Regions from separate parts of the Homo sapiens genome. Here regions 1 and 2 are each linked to region 3. A link is an interaction called in ENCODE POLR2A ChIA-PET data of the cell type or tissue named here. Cell type or tissue: OCI-LY7. All regions are shown on one strand. Each heading gives the region's core, and the rest is flanking DNA. Links, peaks and the distances in the headings are about the cores only.

Evidence for each region. Peaks named below come from ENCODE experiments on the same cell type or tissue, not always from the same donor. Only the 100,000 strongest peaks of a DNase experiment are listed, where the experiment ranks them.
Region 1: POLR2A ChIA-PET joins it to region 3 with 13 read pairs; 1 of 35 experiments calls an interaction of 5 or more read pairs at or near these places.
Region 2: POLR2A ChIA-PET joins it to region 3 with 7 read pairs; 4 of 35 experiments call an interaction of 5 or more read pairs at or near these places.

The regions. Positions count from the first base shown.
Region 1 is chr15:37,979,082-37,984,603 of GRCh38, forward strand. It overlaps a transcript of TMCO5A not described here. Among named protein-coding and RNA genes, the nearest start is that of TMCO5A, 47 kb to the left of the region's middle. In OCI-LY7, for the core only: a CTCF peak has its summit at 2,907 (motif pointing right); a DNase peak (open chromatin) is centred at 2,900.
Region 2 is chr15:38,670,224-38,675,745 of GRCh38, forward strand. LOC105370775 (a long non-coding RNA gene) reads left to right here and starts at 1,672. Exons shown (of 2, transcript XR_007064584.1): 1 at 1,672-1,717. RefSeq lists enhancers at 194-263, 1,397-1,516, 3,209-3,258, 4,187-4,246. In OCI-LY7, for the core only: no CTCF peak of the experiment used is centred there; DNase peaks (open chromatin) are centred at 618, 1,631 and 2,838; H3K4me3 peaks cover 3,039 bases; H3K27ac peaks cover 3,416 bases.
Region 3 is chr15:38,595,711-38,601,232 of GRCh38, forward strand. No RefSeq gene overlaps it. Among named protein-coding and RNA genes, the nearest start is that of RASGRP1, 34 kb to the left of the region's middle. In OCI-LY7, for the core only: no CTCF peak of the experiment used is centred there; a DNase peak (open chromatin) is centred at 3,271.

The DNA.
Region 1 (5,522 bases), core at 150-5,149, 620 kb before region 3:
AGGCCCCACCTCCAATACTGGGGATTATAATTTAACATAAGATTTGGGCAGGGACACAGATCTTAATTATGTCAAAGGCCCTGCCCAGTGAGGAGTAACAGGACCTGCCTGGAACACAGTCTTGTTGCTTTTCCGTAAGGCAGCGGTGCTGTGCTGGAGGTCCTCCTTAGTCCTTAGTCCTTAGTCTTTTTGCTCCCTCCCAAGCCTGAGGGCAGCAGGAGCAGGAGCTATAGAGAACAAAAATAACAGGTCTGCCCACTATTGCTGGGAGTTCTGTCCGAGGGCAGTGCAGGGCTGCCAATGCCACATGAAACTGGACTTCATTCTTGGCAGAATGTGGTAGGCTCCCATTTACCAGCACCCTGCCACACGACAGATCAAGAAATCCACACCCTCTAAACTCATGAATCTGAAAATTGGCATCATAAAAAACTACTTTCACACATTGTGGGTTTAGAACCTGCCTGAGCACCCAAGCGGGGATGGGGTGAGTGGGGACCCAGGTTATGAGGCCTTGCCCAATAAGGAGTAGTAGGGACAGCGAACCATGAGGAAAACAGAGTGGCCACTTTTCTTTAAGGCAGCTGTGCTCGGTGGAGGGCTGCATTAGTCCTTTATCTTTTCACATTCTCCCAAGCCTCAGGGCAGCAAGGGCAGGAGCTCCAGAGCAGCCAAAAAGGGCAGGCCTGTCTGCCACCACTGGGAGCTCCATCGCAGGGCAGAGCTGCTACCAGCACCCCAGGAGGGGTGAGATGGCTGGGGTCCCAGGTTGGGAGGCCCTGCCCACTGAGGGTAAGTGGGGGCAGTGACCCACATGGAAAACAGTCTGGCCACTTTTTCATAAGACAGCTGCACTGTGTCTTATGAAAAACATTCTGGCCACTTTTTCATAAGACAGCTGCACTGTGTTGGGGGCTATGTTAGTCTTTAATTGATTTGCTCCCTCCTGAGTCTGAGGGCAGCGGGAGCTGGGAGCTGCAAAGCCAGAAAACTAAGGGGCCTGCCTGCCACTACTGGAAACTCCATCCCAGGGAAGTGCAGAGGCCAGAGAGTTCAGGCGGTACCGGCGGCTGCACTAGGGTCCTAGGCCAGTGGGCCTAGGCTGGTGGGGTGCAGTGGAGGTAAGGCCTGCGGTCCGTCCACTCCTCAGCCCTGTCGATTCAGCCTCTATCCCAGGGAGGTGTGAAGGAGTCTTGCTGCCCCCACCGCCAGAGCTGCAATAGCTGGTGCCAGGGTGCCCAGGGGTCTAAGATCCTCAGGAAGCCACGTGTGCCTGAGTGGTGGCTCTGCCCAGGCTCCAAGCAGCTCATGTCAGTCTAGAGGCCCATTTCCCGGCAGTGGGGAGCCTCTCCCGGCTCCCTGCCGATCCTGGGTGGGTAGCTGTCCTGTCTCTCTCTTCTCCGTTCTCCATGAGTTGTGTTGCTTCCCCGATGAATCCCAACTTGTCCACCTGCATGATCCAGTTGAAGAGCTAATGTTTATTCGCCTTATTCGCCACTCTTTCTCCTCTCTGTGAGAGCGGCGCACACCAGCCGCTTCTAGTCAGCCATCTTGGCAAAAAAAAAAAAAAAAAAAAAAAAAATCTAGTGTCTTTCTTTCTACACTGAATGGCAGTGGAACTCTGAGATTCAGTGGAACCTGGAAGTTTGTTCCCACTGGGTGGCCAATGCTACATCAAACTGGACTTCATTCTTGTCAAAATGTGGTAGGCTCCCATTTACCAGCACCCTGCCACATGATAATGCAACAAATCCACACCCTCTAAACCCATGAATCTGAAAGTTGGCATCATAAAAAAGTGCTTTCACACATTGTGGTTTTAGAATCAATTTATTTTAAGAAAACTTTTTTTAAAATTTTTCTTTCATGAATATTTCATTATTCATCACTCTATTTTCTCTGCTGTAGCTAAGCAGAATAATGCTGAGAAAACAGTTCAAAAGTTATTGTAGAAGAATCAAATCTCCACTGCCAGCTTAAAATCCATAACATTTTCCCTTTTGTTGTTTAAAGTAAAGGTAAATGTTGACTGCATTCTTTGGAATCATACCCAGAATATAGCTGCTGAAGGTGAGAATACAAAGTACAAATTTCTGCTCAGAAGGTAGAGAAAGCCAGCAAAAAAAAAAAAAAAAAAAAAAAAACTGGTCCCAGAAGGCGGAGCAAGCCAGCAGAATAGTTTTGCCATGTAACAGTATTACCGTAGAAGGAGATTCAGTGGTATTTTAAATGGTTTTATTTTAAAAGATAAGAAAGGAAAAGAGAGAAAGATTCCTCGCCAGTGTAAACTTTTGACAATGAACAGCTGCCACTTTATGTGCTTTTATTTTACTGCAGCTATTAACTTTGCTTCCTTAAAATGATTTAAAATTTTTGATTTTATAATACTCAGAAACAGAGGTCTTAAAGGCAACACCCAATGGTTAAAATCATTGCTTTAAAAAAACCTTTCTAGCTGGGCACAGTGACAAGCGCATGTAGGTTCAGCTACTCAGGAGACCGGGGTTGGGAGGATCACTTGAGCCCAGGAGTTCAAGGCTAGCCAGGGAAACATGGCAGGACCCTGTCTCTGAAAATATAGAAAACAAAATACATTTCTGATAAGGAGCAAAACTAATAGCTGCTTTTCTGTGTTTACAGTGCAGACCTGGGAAGGTAACATTTTTATGTAGCATGAGGTTACAGCCTGACTAGAAACTATTGTAGGGGAGATAAACGGCTGTTGGCTGGCTGGCTTGCTTCTCCTGATGAATATTTACAGAAGAGACTGGCTATAGATGCCAGCAGCTGGCCTTCCCAACAGTGTCTTAATCATTACAGACAACGGAGCAGCCTGCATTGGCCTTTGAAGCAGTGTATTCCCTTATGATTTGACCACAGTAGCCTGTTTCCCTCATGAACAGTAGAGGCCACTATTCCATGACACTTGCAAGATCTCTTCAGAAGCTAGTCATTCATGTAAGTAAATTATATTCCTGCTAGATGCGGAACAGATGGACCAAGGTCCAAGATAACAGCAAACTTGTCCCATTTTTCACAGGTACATAGGCTGTAGCCAGATTTGAGCTTCAAGAGAATAGATGTGGAAAACAGATAGATGTGGATGATAAAGTATTTGAGTATCAATCCCAAGGGCTGAGACACTACCTACCATTTTAATCCACCTTAAATCTTCAGAATATGCATCCTCAGTGAATTTCTTTATGAGGTCTCTGTCCTTACACCTATGCGCACACTGAAGCAGGACTTCACACTTTGACAAGTGCCAGAGATAGATCTCACTCCACAATGCCACATATATTAGGTTACAATAATCTTATGTCTTTATAATTCTATATCTTATATATTACAATTATATACAAATATATATAACACCTATTATATAATAGATATTTTATGTATTATATATTATCTATATATAATAGATATTATATATTATCTATATATAATAGATATTATATATTATTATGATATATAATTGTTTATATATTATTTAATATATTATATATACTATAATTTATAATATATAATTATATATTATATCTAACATATAATATAGATATATAGTAGGTATATGATATATATCAGATATAATATATTAACACATATGTTATATGATCTATGTTTATAATTATATAAATATCTATAATATATAAATATATATAAATATATAATATATAAATATATTGAGTTATATTATATAACAGACATATATAATAGATATTATATTTCATATATATATGTGTGTGTATATATATATTTATATATGATTCATGGAGACAAAGGCAAAGGATGCCTGTCAGTCATCATACTGCAGAAACTGAATCATCCCCTTGGACATGTTTTATTTTTTCTATTCATAGTCCTCTCTCTTCCCATCTCTTTAATCAATCTACCTTTCCCCTCCTCATCGTAGCCTAAAATAAATTGCTGCCTAGAACCATTCAGCTCTCTCTCTTAACTTTTATTTTCTACCCAGTAAAACTAAAGTTTGGGAGCTATCCGTACAGTAAGCTGAGTTCATTCTTCCATATACATGCAAGTGTGTCAGCAGACCCAGAAAGAGCATGTCATGTGCTTGCCATGACACTCACCTTTCCCCCTTATACAAACATGATAATGTTCCATTTATGGGCACTTACGATGTGCTAGGCACTTCACTTTAGTGCTTCATGTGCATCATTGTTTTACACAATCTTCTAAGGTAGATATCATTATGCGCAGTTTCAGTTCACAAATAAGCCAGATTCACTGAGTAAACAGCACAACCTAGGTTCTGAGTTGAAAAAAAACAGGATATATGCCTGTATCTGGCCCCAAAGCTTGGCCTGTCTGTAAAATCTCTATTGCTTCTGACAACAGGCATTGAGCAGATGGCTGGCCAGGGAGATGTTGGGGCACAGCCCAAGGTAGGGGAAAGTTCACCTACCTGTGAAGGGAGAAACCCCAACCTTGACTACATTTATAGAAGAACTAGGCACCAGAGGGACTCTCAAATCACAGACTCATAGAATTGGCAAGAAATTTAGAGATTATTTCTCAGGTACCATGAGGTACTTTCCCAAGATCACACAATTAACTAGTGACAGAGCTAGAATAAGATCCCAGTCTTGTGAGTCCTTTTTTTTCTTTTTACTGTTTTTTTTTTTGTTTTTTTTTTGAGATGGAGTTTCGCTCTTGTTGCCCAGGCTGGAGTGCAATGGCATGATCTCGGCTCACTGCAACCTCCGCTTCCCAGATTCAAGTGATTCTCCTGCCTCAGCCTCCCAAGTAGCTGGAATTACAGGTGGCTGCCACCACACTCAGCTAATTTTTGTATTTTTAGTAGAGACGTAGAGACGGGGTTTCACCATGTTGGTCAGGCTGGTCTCGAACTCCTGACCTCAGGTGATCCACCCACCTCGGTCTCCCAAAGTGCTGAGATTGTCAACTACACTTATGTCTTCTGAGGTCATGAGAGGATACATGTTGCTCATCTAACTCTTCTAAGTCTTACGTATTCTAAGTGTTGCTTCTGGGGAAATAAAGCTTCATATTCCTCTCCATGCTTCTGTAAAAAGTAAGGGGGGCAGGGTAGAGAAGAAAGGGTAACACTTGAAATACATGAAGCTTTTTTTAGCAAAGCACATTAATAAATCTTAAGCTGTGCAAAGTGTGAATGAGGGAGGAGGTGGTAAGTGCTAGAGCTAAAATGCTCTTCATAATAATATAAGGATTTTTTTTTATCACAACTGGGAGACAGAGAAGCAGTAGGAGAGAAAGCTGAACAATGTCATGAGACTCTGAAATCTAAGTTGGTGGAAATGGAGAAGGGACTTTCAGAGGACCAGAAAAGCTAATATTCAATGTTAGAATATTTTCTAAACAGCGCTGCAACATGAGTACATGATTACCTCAATATCCAGTAAAATCTGCCACACATAGTTGTAGATATTTGCTTGTGCAAGTTGCTTCTTGTTGACTGGTTGTTATGGTTTGAATGCATGTGTACTTTCAAACTTCAAATATTGAAACCTATCACC
Region 2 (5,522 bases), core at 191-5,190, 74 kb after region 3:
TGAGTCATAAATTTGGAGAGGGCTCTACTAGGCAGTCATTCAGTTCTATATTGCTTCTGCTGGTTTCACTTGGCTACATTTCAAAAGGTGTTACCACATCTGGTACCTCAGTGCTATTCCACCCTGACCCTCTTTCTGTCTCTCTTATTATGGCTAGTGTGGGCTCTTCACAGACTGGTGGCCACAGGGTAGGTAGATGTCTTGCATGGTGGCTGTGTTTCAAGAAAGTGTTGCAAGTCACATAGAAAAGCTGAAAAATCTCTTAAGGGTCAGCCTTGGAAATTACTAAGTGTCACTTCTACTGCATTCTATTGGTCAAAATAACTACAAGGCCAGCCCAGATTCAAGAGAAGGGGAAATTTATGTCAACTCTCAATGGCCTCCCAATGACAAAGAATGTGTGGCCATCTTTATGGCACCACACGGAACTCACCGCCTGCAAAATCTGCATTTTGTTTGTTGATTAAGGAGTGTGTGGTACCTCCAGACCATAATTTAAGATGTGAATGATGATTGCCTAGTTCTGCAGATGCAGGAAATGTGGTGAATCCCAGCATCAGTTAAAGATGCTTTCAGCTGTGAAAAACAGAAAACCTAATTCAAATCAGTTAACGTCATATGACATTTCTTTGCTTACAAGGCAGGAAGTCCAGAGGTGGGGGGTGTTCCTCAGGGTTGGTTGAGCCAATGTCTTAGTGATGTCATTAAGTGATGTCTCATTACTCTCATTCTCTTCTGTGACATTCCCAGGGTTGGCTGGTTGGCTTCATCCTAAGTCTGGCTCTTCTTACGGTGGGATGGCTATCAGTAGTCATTGTGGCTGCTTTCTTTCTTATTCACATTCAGTGAGAGAGAGACTACTATTTGTGGTTCTTTCTTAAAACTGAGAAAGAAGCTTCCAGAAGACATTATCAAATCTATTCTCTAGTCTTATTGACCAGAATTGGCTCACATGGCCATTTCTGAACCAATCACTGCCAAGAGGAAAGTGATATTCATATGCTAGTTTGTCCCATTCTGGATCTGAGGGTGGGATCAGCATCTTTGAGACATGGGCTGTAGGAAACAAAAATCAAAGTGGGGATTATATTGGTAAAAAAAAAAAGAAGGCAATCGATTTTGTATATGCAACCAAGAATGTCATTGTATTGCTTTAAAAATAATTTTGGGGCATCGATTCATTTTCCTAAGAGAAAAAATAAAAATTCCTTTTGAGAGTTCAGTTTAGGGAGAAATTAATTGTAGAACGAGCAACATTATGGAGACAGACCTGGTTAGAATTCTGTTTTCCTACTGAGAGAGTAATCTCCCTAAAGTCTCCATCTTCCCTCCGTTGAACCAGGATAACAGTACATGCTTCTTAGGGTCAGAATTAAAAAGTGATAATGTGTGCAGGATACCAAGACAAAGTAAATAGTCCTAATTTGAGAATACATGAGTACACAAATGGGAGGTTCCCCTGATCAGACAGTGGGGTATTTCCGAAGGTCTATGGGTGGAGGGGATGTGGAGCACAGTCGTATCTGAAAGCTCAGAATGCAAACTTTCGCAACTAGAACCATCTGGAGTGAGAGGGGTGGTGATACAGAGCTGGGACAGATTTCTCTGGGTGTTTCCTCCCCTACAGCATGTTTTTTAGAAGTGAAATCAGGTTACGAAGAGCACTAAGGCAGCTTTGAAGGGGAAGTCCTGAGAGAACAGGCTGCAGCTTCGGGGTGTGAGTATGTGTTGTATGCTTGTTGGGGACTGGGGGTGTGGAGAACAGCAGGCCCACTTACTTGGCCTTGCCTGATGGCAGATTAGGTCAATAGTGGATGGCCTCACCTCCTCCACAACTCCTGCCTCTGAGTCACCTCTCAGCCAGGGAACATATGGCAATGTCATGAAGCTCAGGCTATGCTCTGGGCCCATTTACCCAACCCAAAGCATGATTACTCTGTATCTCTCTGAGTCTCATTGTTCCCCACCTCCTACAAAGGAAGAGTACTCTCTCCCTCCCTCTCTATTGTTCCCTCCCAGTGCCGGCAGGGCCTTTATCCTCTGTGAGTATGTTTGGAAACTAAAGTAAGAGATTCTTGGGGAGAAGTTTCCATCCAGGCATCATTCACTCAATTTTTTTTTGCATGTGTGTTACCTTAGCCAATGTGCCAGTGTATTTGATGCTCTACAAGAGGTAGAAGTGAGAGGTACTGTGTTCTTCAAAGGTGAAAAATAAGCCCCAGATGTTTCAAACAGCAGCTGAGTCACAAAACACTTTCAAAAATGTCCTCTGACTAGCCCAGACGATGCAGAAAGATAATGTGAAAAATATTCACCTTAAAGAGGAGGATTTTAATGTTGCCCATAAAGTTAATCATATTTCAAATGTTTGAGACAATTTTTGGTATGTTTTAGGGAGACACCAGACCTGAAATGAATGCTAGAGGCTGGCTGAGTTGCAACAAAAGAGCAGGGAATCTTTTAATAGTGAATGTCAATAGGCAGCAGGCCATCTCCATGCCTTCTGCCCTCTTTGTCTTTACAAACACCATAAGGTAGGTGTGAATATCCCATTTCACAGAAGAGGAAACTGGGGTTTAGGGAGTCAATGTCAGACAGTAGTGATTGACCAAGTCAATCGCAGTTTGTGTGTTACACCAGTTCCCATTGATACAATAACGTTTGTTCATCCATGTTTAGCTCATCGTATAAGATGAGTTAATCACAAATAGGGAAACGTGAGTTCCTGCCCTAGCTCTGCCCCCTTACTAACAGGTAGGCGCTGGGTGAATGCCATTTCCTCTCTCTGGGTGAATGGGCTGACTAGATGGTCTCTGAAAGCAGAATCAGCTCTGAAAAGTCAAGGTTGCGTTAGCTCTTTTGCATCCTCATCCGTGTGCTCTTTTAGCTCAGTCATGCCCATCTGGTCTCCTGAAGGGGTGTGGCTGGGCAGAGCCTCATGTAAATATTTGGGTGGAAGGAGAGCCTCATGAGATGTTTCTTGACCGGGAGAGCCGCCTTGACCAGGCCTCCCAGGGGGCAGCCACTGGGAGTGGTTTCTCTCCATGAATCACCTGGGGCTGCAATGTGGGAGCCCTTTCTGCTTTCACCGTAAAAATCACGTTGCTGAATGCATGTAGATTAAAAAATAAATGAGATTTCTTTGCTTTGAGGTATTATGAAACATAACATGTATTCCTAAAAACAATTTTGCTATTTGTGTAAGGCAATGTGTAAATGAGGTCACACTGGCATGCCCTGGCTGTTTACAGACTGTGAGAGGTGGAGTCAGAGAGTGAAGCAAGCGGGTGAGGTTCATGGACCGGCTTCTCAGGGATGGTGGCTTTGAGAAAGGGAAGGAAAGTTCTAGGCATCACATAGCTGTTTGAAACATTTTTATGATAGATTAAAGCTAAAAAGCCGGTGGAGGAGGAAAAATGCAAAGGACAAACTATGAAGACAATGAAGATACTTGTTAAAACTGGGATTTGGGCTTGGCACGGTGGCTCATGCCTATTATCCCAGCACGTTAAGAGGCCAAGATGGGCGGATCACCTAGGTCAGGAGTTCGAGACCAGCCTGACCAACATGGCAAAACCCCGTCTCTACTAAAAATACAAAAGTTAGCTGGATGTGGTGGCAGGTGCCTGTAATCTCAGCTATTGGGGAGGCTGAGGCAGGAGAATTGCCTGAACCTGGGAGGCAAAGGTTGTGGTGAGCTGAGATTATGCCACTGCACTCCAGCCTGAGTGACAGAGTGAGACCCTGTTTCAAAAAAATAATAATAATAATTTTAAATAAATTGAGATTTGTAGGTCAAAGAGGTCAACTTGGGATCTGCTGTAATCCCACCACTTTGTGAGGCCAAGGCAGGCAGATCACGAGGTCAGGAGTTCGAGGCCAGACTGACCAACATGGTTTGAAACCCCGTCTCTACTAAAAATACAAAAATTAGCCAGGCGTGGTGGTGCATGCCTGTAATCCCAGCTACTCAGGAGGCTGAAACAGGAGAATCACTTGAACCCGGGAGGCGGAGGTTGCAGTGAGCCGAGATTGCACCATTGCACTGCAGCCTGGGCAACAGAGCAAGACTCTGTCTCAAAAAAAAACAAAAAAAAAAAAAGAGAGAGAGAGAAAATGAAAATGCAGAATTCACTCTGAGTTCTGAATACTTAGGCTTAATAAGTTTTCATGGCAGCAGCTGTTTCTAAGGTACATGGGGTGAAAATCATATGACCTTCTTGCCAATATAAAATATACAAAATAAAAAACCCAGCACTGACCCGCTAGTATAAAGTGGAGGTAAAGCCTACCTTTGTCTAAACTGAAAGCCACAAGACATAGGAAGATGTTCTCGCCTACCTAATGGGGGATTTCCTTTAACAGCATCTATGACAAATGGATATTAGCCTTTTTGTGAACAATTCCTGTGATGAGAAGCTTAACTACCATTCAAGGTACCCCAGTGACCTGTTGTTGAAAGATGTTCCTCTTTATATAGAGCTGAAAACTGCCTCCCAGTAATTTCCACCCACGAGTTCTAATTCTGGAACTGTACATGGAAAGTCTATTTCCCCTTTCAGATGACAGACCTAATATTGTATGACCATTATTTGTCCCGCTTTTTCTTCTCTCTTCCTTCTCCTAAGTCTGTTTCTAGGCCTGAATTCTCTCAATTGCTTCTCAGTCTTAAATGTCTCCCAGATCCTTCTTCTAGAGATGCCCTACATTTCAGTATCCCAGCTAAAGAAAGTTATCGGGGATGAACAGAAGATTACAGATGGATTGGGTCTGGTGGCTCATGCCTGTAATCCCAGCATTTTGGGAGGCCGAGGCAGGAGGATTACTTGAGCCCAGGAATTCAAGACCAGCCCTGGCAAAACAGTGAGACTTGTCTCTACAAAACAACCACAACAACAAAAATTAGCCAGGTGTGGTGCTATGTGCCTATAGTACCAGCTATTTGGGAGGCTGAGGTGGGAGGATTGCTTGAGCCTGGGAGGTGGGGGCTTCAGTGAACCATGATTGTGCCTCTGCACTCCAGCCTGGCTGACAGAGAGAGACTCTGTCTCACAAATAAAAAAAAAGTAAAGTAAAAACAAAATATTACAGATGGGCCTGCTGGGCATAGAGGCCAGTGGAGCTATGTCTTTTGAGCTGGGCATTGATGCTATTGTGGCTGGTTAGTCTCAATATCTTATAGTAACTGAAAGAACTAGACACAAAAGCTTACAGTCTGATTCCATTTATATGAAATCAGGAATAAGCCAAACAAACCCTTGGTGATGAAAATCAGAAAGTTATTTCTCTGGGGAGAAATAAGGGTAAATTCATTGGAAAGGCGCACAAGGGAATTTTCTGCAATGATAGAAATGTTCCTTATTTAGTTTGGGATAGAAGACTCATGGGTTTACAGTTCTCAAAATTCATCAATTTGATGTCTAATTTGTATATTTTACTGTATGTAAGTTGTACTTTAAAGAAAGCTCATATTTTTCATACGGCAAACTGTTGTTTCCTCAAAATTTCTTTTCATTTATTTA
Region 3 (5,522 bases), core at 379-5,378:
ATGTTGTGTCTTTGTTCTCGTTGGTTTCAAAGAACGTCTTTATTTCTGCCTTCATTTCATTATGTACCCAGTAGTCATTCAGGAGCAGGTTGTTCAGTTTCCATGTAGTTGAACGGTTTTGAGTGAGTTTCTTAATCCTGAGTTCTAGTTTGATTGCACTGTGGTCTGAGAGACAGTTTGTTATAATTTCTGTTCTTTTACATTTGCTGAGGAGAGCTTTACTTCCAACTATGTGGTCAGTTTTGGAATAAGTGCGGTGTGGTGCTGAGAAGAATGTATATTCTGTTGATTTGGGATGGAGAGTTATGCAAATGTCTATTAGGTCCACTTGGTGCAGAGCTGAGTTCAATTCCTGGCTATCCTTGTTAACTTTCTATCTCCTTGATCTGTCTAATGTTGACAGTGGGGTGTTAAAGTCTCCCATTATTATTGTGTGGGAGTCTAAGTCTCTTTGTAGGTCTCTAAGGACTTGCTTTATGAATCTGGGTGCTCCTGTATTGGGTGCATATATATTTAAGATAGTTAGCTCTTCTTGCTGAATTGATCCCTTTACCATTATGTAATGGCCTTCTTTGTCTCTTTTGATCTTTGTTGGTTTAAAATCTGTTTTATCAGAGACTAGGATTGCAACCCCTGCCTTTTTTTGTTTTCCATTTGCTTGGTAGATCTTCCTCCACCCCTTTATTTTGAGCCTATGTGTGTCTCTGCACCTGAGATGGGAAACTAGTTCAACCATTGTGGAAGTCAGTGTGGCGATTCCTCAGGGATCTAGAACTAGGAATACCATTTGACCCAGCCATCCCATTACTGGGTATATACCTAAAGGATTATAATTCATGCTGCTATAAAGACACATGCACACATGTTTATTGCGGCACTATTCACAATAGCAAAGACTTGCAACCAACCCAAATGTCCAACAATGATAGACTGGATTAAGAAAATGTGGCACATATACACCATGGAATACTATGCAGCCATAAAAAATGATGAGTTCATGTCCTTTGTAGGGACATGGATGAAGCTGGAAATCATCATTCTCAGCAAACTATCGCAAGGACAAAAAACCAAACACTGCATGTTCTCACTCATAGGTGGGAATTGAACAATGAGAACACATGGACACAGGAAGGGGAACATCACACACCGGGGCCTGTTGTTGGGTGGGGGGAGGGGGGAGGGATAGCATTAGGAGATATACCTAATGTAAATGACAAGTTAATGGGTGCAGCACTCCAGCATGGCATATGTATACATATGTAACAAACCTACACGTTGTGTACATGTACCCTAAAACTTAAAGTAAAATAAAAAAAAAATAAAAAAAAAAGATGAGCATGATAATGGTTCCTACCCCACAGAGTATTAATTAAACTAGATAACTCATCTAAAGTGCCTACCACATTATACATCCTCCAAAATGTCAGCTGCTATTATTATCCTCACAGTCAGACGCTGTGGTAGGCCATTTTCATTCATGGTCTCATCTATTCATCACAAGAGTTCGGTGGGCAGTGTAGGAGACAGCATTGGGTGCCTACACACCAGCCAGCTACTGCTCCATCCCTGTTGGCAGAGTCCTGCTCTCGTTTAGGTATTTGTCTTCTTCCCTATCCCCTGGTCGACATGGAAGGTGATTCTCTCCTCAGCCCAGGGGAAAGTACTGAATAGTCTAAGCCAATCATGTAACCTCTTACCAGTGATTGGTTCAGAGGTGGTCATGTGACATAGTATCAGCTAATGAAGTAGGAGGAGAAGCTTGGTCTGGTACCTGGTTGGGAAGCAGGGAAGGTTTCCTCACTGATACAAATGAGGCATGCAGGAAGACATCCTTCTTCCTTCCCCTGGACCTTGCGGTGTTTGGACATTTGCCTGGAATTGCCATGCTGTAAAGGAAGCCAACACAGAGGGAGAGGGGTAGAGCCTAGAGAACAGATGCAGGCCCCAATTACCTGGCATACCTGTGCTCATACTTGAGCACTTTCTGTTATGTAAAATGGGATGTCCCATGATTGTGTTAAAGCTCTTGAGTCATGCTTTTTCTGTAACTTACAGTCCCCACAAAAGCATCCTAACCAATGTAGTTAATTATTTTGCTCCCTGTGTTCCAGATGAAAAATTGAACCTCAAAGAGATTTACAGTATTTACTCCAAGAGTTAAACAGATAGCAAGTGGCCAGAAAAAGTAGAGTCTTTTTTTTTTTTTTTCTGAGGTCGGGTCTCTGTCTGTCACCCAGGCTGGAGTGCAGTGGTGCAATCATGGCTCACTGCAGGCTTGACCTCTATGCTCCCACCTCAGCCTCAAGAGTAACTGAGACTACAGGAGCACACCACCACACCTGTCTAAATTTTAAATTTTTGGTAGAGACAGGGTCTCACTGTATTGCCCAGGCTGGTCTCAAACTCCTGAGCTCAAGCAGTCTTCCCTCCTCAGCCTCCCAAAGTGCTAGGATTACAGGCATCAGCCATGGTGCCCTGCCCAAAGCAAAATCTTCTTATACATCCCCTCTGGCCTCTAGTGCCCAGGGCATCATAGAATGAATACTCGTTTAATAAATAGGCAGTGTCTCAGAAACTCATATGCTCACCAAGCTGTGTTACCCCAGGGCAGTGTAATAGCTGTGCTGCAAGGTGCGCTGAAAAATGCCATGCTTCAGCCACTTTTAATGACTTTCCAACTCCTCGATATGCGTGGTGAGTCTCATGAATTCTCTAAAAAGCAAGAAGAGTGATTATCTAAAGTGATTTTCATTGCTGGGGCACACTTCAACACACTCAGCTTCATGACAAGTAACACTTGCTCTTTATTTAAATAACAGGCTTTGGTTTGGTAGTTACCACTTCTTAATGTCATCCTCTTTTAAAAAGATGATATTTATACTAAATGCTTAAGAAATCTAGTTCTTCTTTGCCACAGCAAGTGGTGCTGAATTGATCTCAGGATTTAGTTCCAGTCCAAGAAAGTCACCAACTTGGAGGTCTGGGAGGAAAGCTTGAGGTGGGGTATATAAGAACAAGATAAAATGGGGATGGGAGGAAAGATGTTCTAGCTTTTTCTTCCCTGAGAGGCCTATGCCCTGTTTTAGTAGATGTCTTTCTGATTTTTATCAGGGGAAGAAGTATTAAAATGCACATTTAATTGTACTGACAGCTAACCAAAGGAAAAATACTTTAGAATGACATACTGCATAGTTACAGAGACACGGTTGAGTTCCCTTCCTTTCTTGCACTTGCCTCATACAGTTCTGTACCAGCCAAGCTCAGTCCTCACCAAACCTGCACCTGGGCAGAACTTCAAGGGCAGTGAACTTGACTGATAATGGCCAAGGGAGGGAGTAATGGGCCAGTGACTTAAGATTGTAACGGGGCAACTGCCCCTCAGTATTATACCCATGATTGCCCAATTAATTGTTAAACTCTCTTGCTATCTTTTCTTTTCTCCTTTTTTTGTTTTTGACAGATATTCTCTCTTGTTGCCCAAGCTGCAGTGCAATGGCATGATCTCGGCTCGCTGCAGCCTCCGCCTCCTGAGTTCAAGTGATTCTCCTGCCTCAGCCTCCTGAGCTGGATTACAGGCGCCTGCCACCATGCCTAGCTAATTTTTGTATTTTTAGTAGAGACAGGGTTTCACTATGTTGGCCAGGCTGGTCTCTAACTCCTGATCTCAGGTGATCCACTCACCTCGGCCTCCCAAAGTGCTGGGATTACAGGCATGAGCCACCACGCCCAGCCCTCTCTTCCTATCTTAAGGAAATCATAGGAGAGAAGCCAATAATAATAAGGGTGATAGTTACTGAGCACTTATGACACACCAGGCTCTGTTTAAGACCCAGTACGTGCACTATTATTTGAATTCTCACAAGCTGTGTTAAACCATCACTCTTCCTTTAATAAGTATAATTCTTACAATAATAATAGTAGCTATGTAGGAGAGAAAACATAATTTTCTCTCTACTCTTCTTAACTGGGACTCCCTGTAACAAAAGACAGATTAACAAGAAAAAAACAAACAGAAGTTTATGAACATGTATACCTCATGTATACATGGGAGAAAACCCAGAGAAATAGGTAAATCTCTAGAGTAGATCTCAAAGAAAGCATTTAAGTCTTAAATACAGTCATTCTATGAAAGAAGGGTGTGTGTGTTTGTTGTGGGGGAAAGCCTGGTTAAGACAAGATGGCCAGGGAAAGGACCCTAAAACAGGGTACGGTTTGTTATCCAGATTTAAGTCCATGCCTTCTCCATCCACTGGTTAACAATCTTTAGTGATTTAGCAGAGGGAGACACACTTACAAATGGAGATTTTCTTTATAAATGTAAATTTCTCTTACAAAATGGTAACTTTTCAGAGCCACTTCTTTGTCTTCAGTTTCTCAAAATAACCAGCTCAAAATCATCAATATGCCAAAGAGGCATATTTTGGAGTGGCATATTCTGGTCTCCTACAGTCATATTTTGGGGTGGTATATCCTGAGCCCCATCAGAATTATTATAGACTACAAAACTCAGGCACAGAAAGGATATGTAACTTACCCAGGGTTTCGAGGCTAGAAAGTGACAAAGTTAGAATTTAAATCCTGGTATTCTGGGTCCAGAATTCAGCTTTAATCATCACCCTCTAGTGCCTTAATAGCCAAAATAATTCATGAGAAGGAACAGATGGTTTGAAAATGGGAGACAGATGGTGAAAAGCAAAACACTTTTATCAAGCTGGTTGCATTTCTCCACCTTAACTGTGCCTGACAGGCAGCAGAGCATGGTGGGAAGGGCCTGCACAGTGGAATATCTGGAGCCCAGTCTGGCTCTACCCTGACTAGTTTTTAAGTGAGGCCCACAGAGGATGAGCAGCATGCTCCCTTCTTTTTGATATTTGGACTAAAATATAATGACTTACAAACTATGGAATACATAAGCATCGCCAACTAATTAAGAATCTTTAGAAGTGGGCAACAGGAGTCCACATTTTTAACAAGCTCTACAGGTGATTCTGATGCAGGTGGTCTATGGACCATGCTTGGAAACCAGATGGTCTTTGGGTCTCCTTTCTGTTTCTTATTTAATGACACCAGGCTATAGTCACACCTCCACATCTGTGAGTTCCACATTCACAGATTCAACCAATTGGGAATGGAAAATATTAAAAAAAAAACAATAAAAAATAAGGCAAATAAGACAATACAGTATAACAATAATTTGCATTTAAATTATATTAAGCATTTAAAATATATTAAGTATTATAAGTAATCTAGAGATGATTTAAAGTATCCTGGAGGATGTATGTAGGTTATATGCAAATACCATGCCATTTTATATCAGGGACTTGAGCATCCTTGAATTTTGGTATCCGAGGTGTGTTGGAGAGGGGGTCCTGGAGCCAGTCCTCTGCAGATACTAAGGGATGACTGGTACTTGCCTTTGTGGTGCTATTTCTCATCTGCTTTTGTCTGTAGATGGGCATCAGAGGTAGTGGCAAGCAAGGCGTGGAGTCAGGCAATTGGATGACAATGGGCCACTCACTACT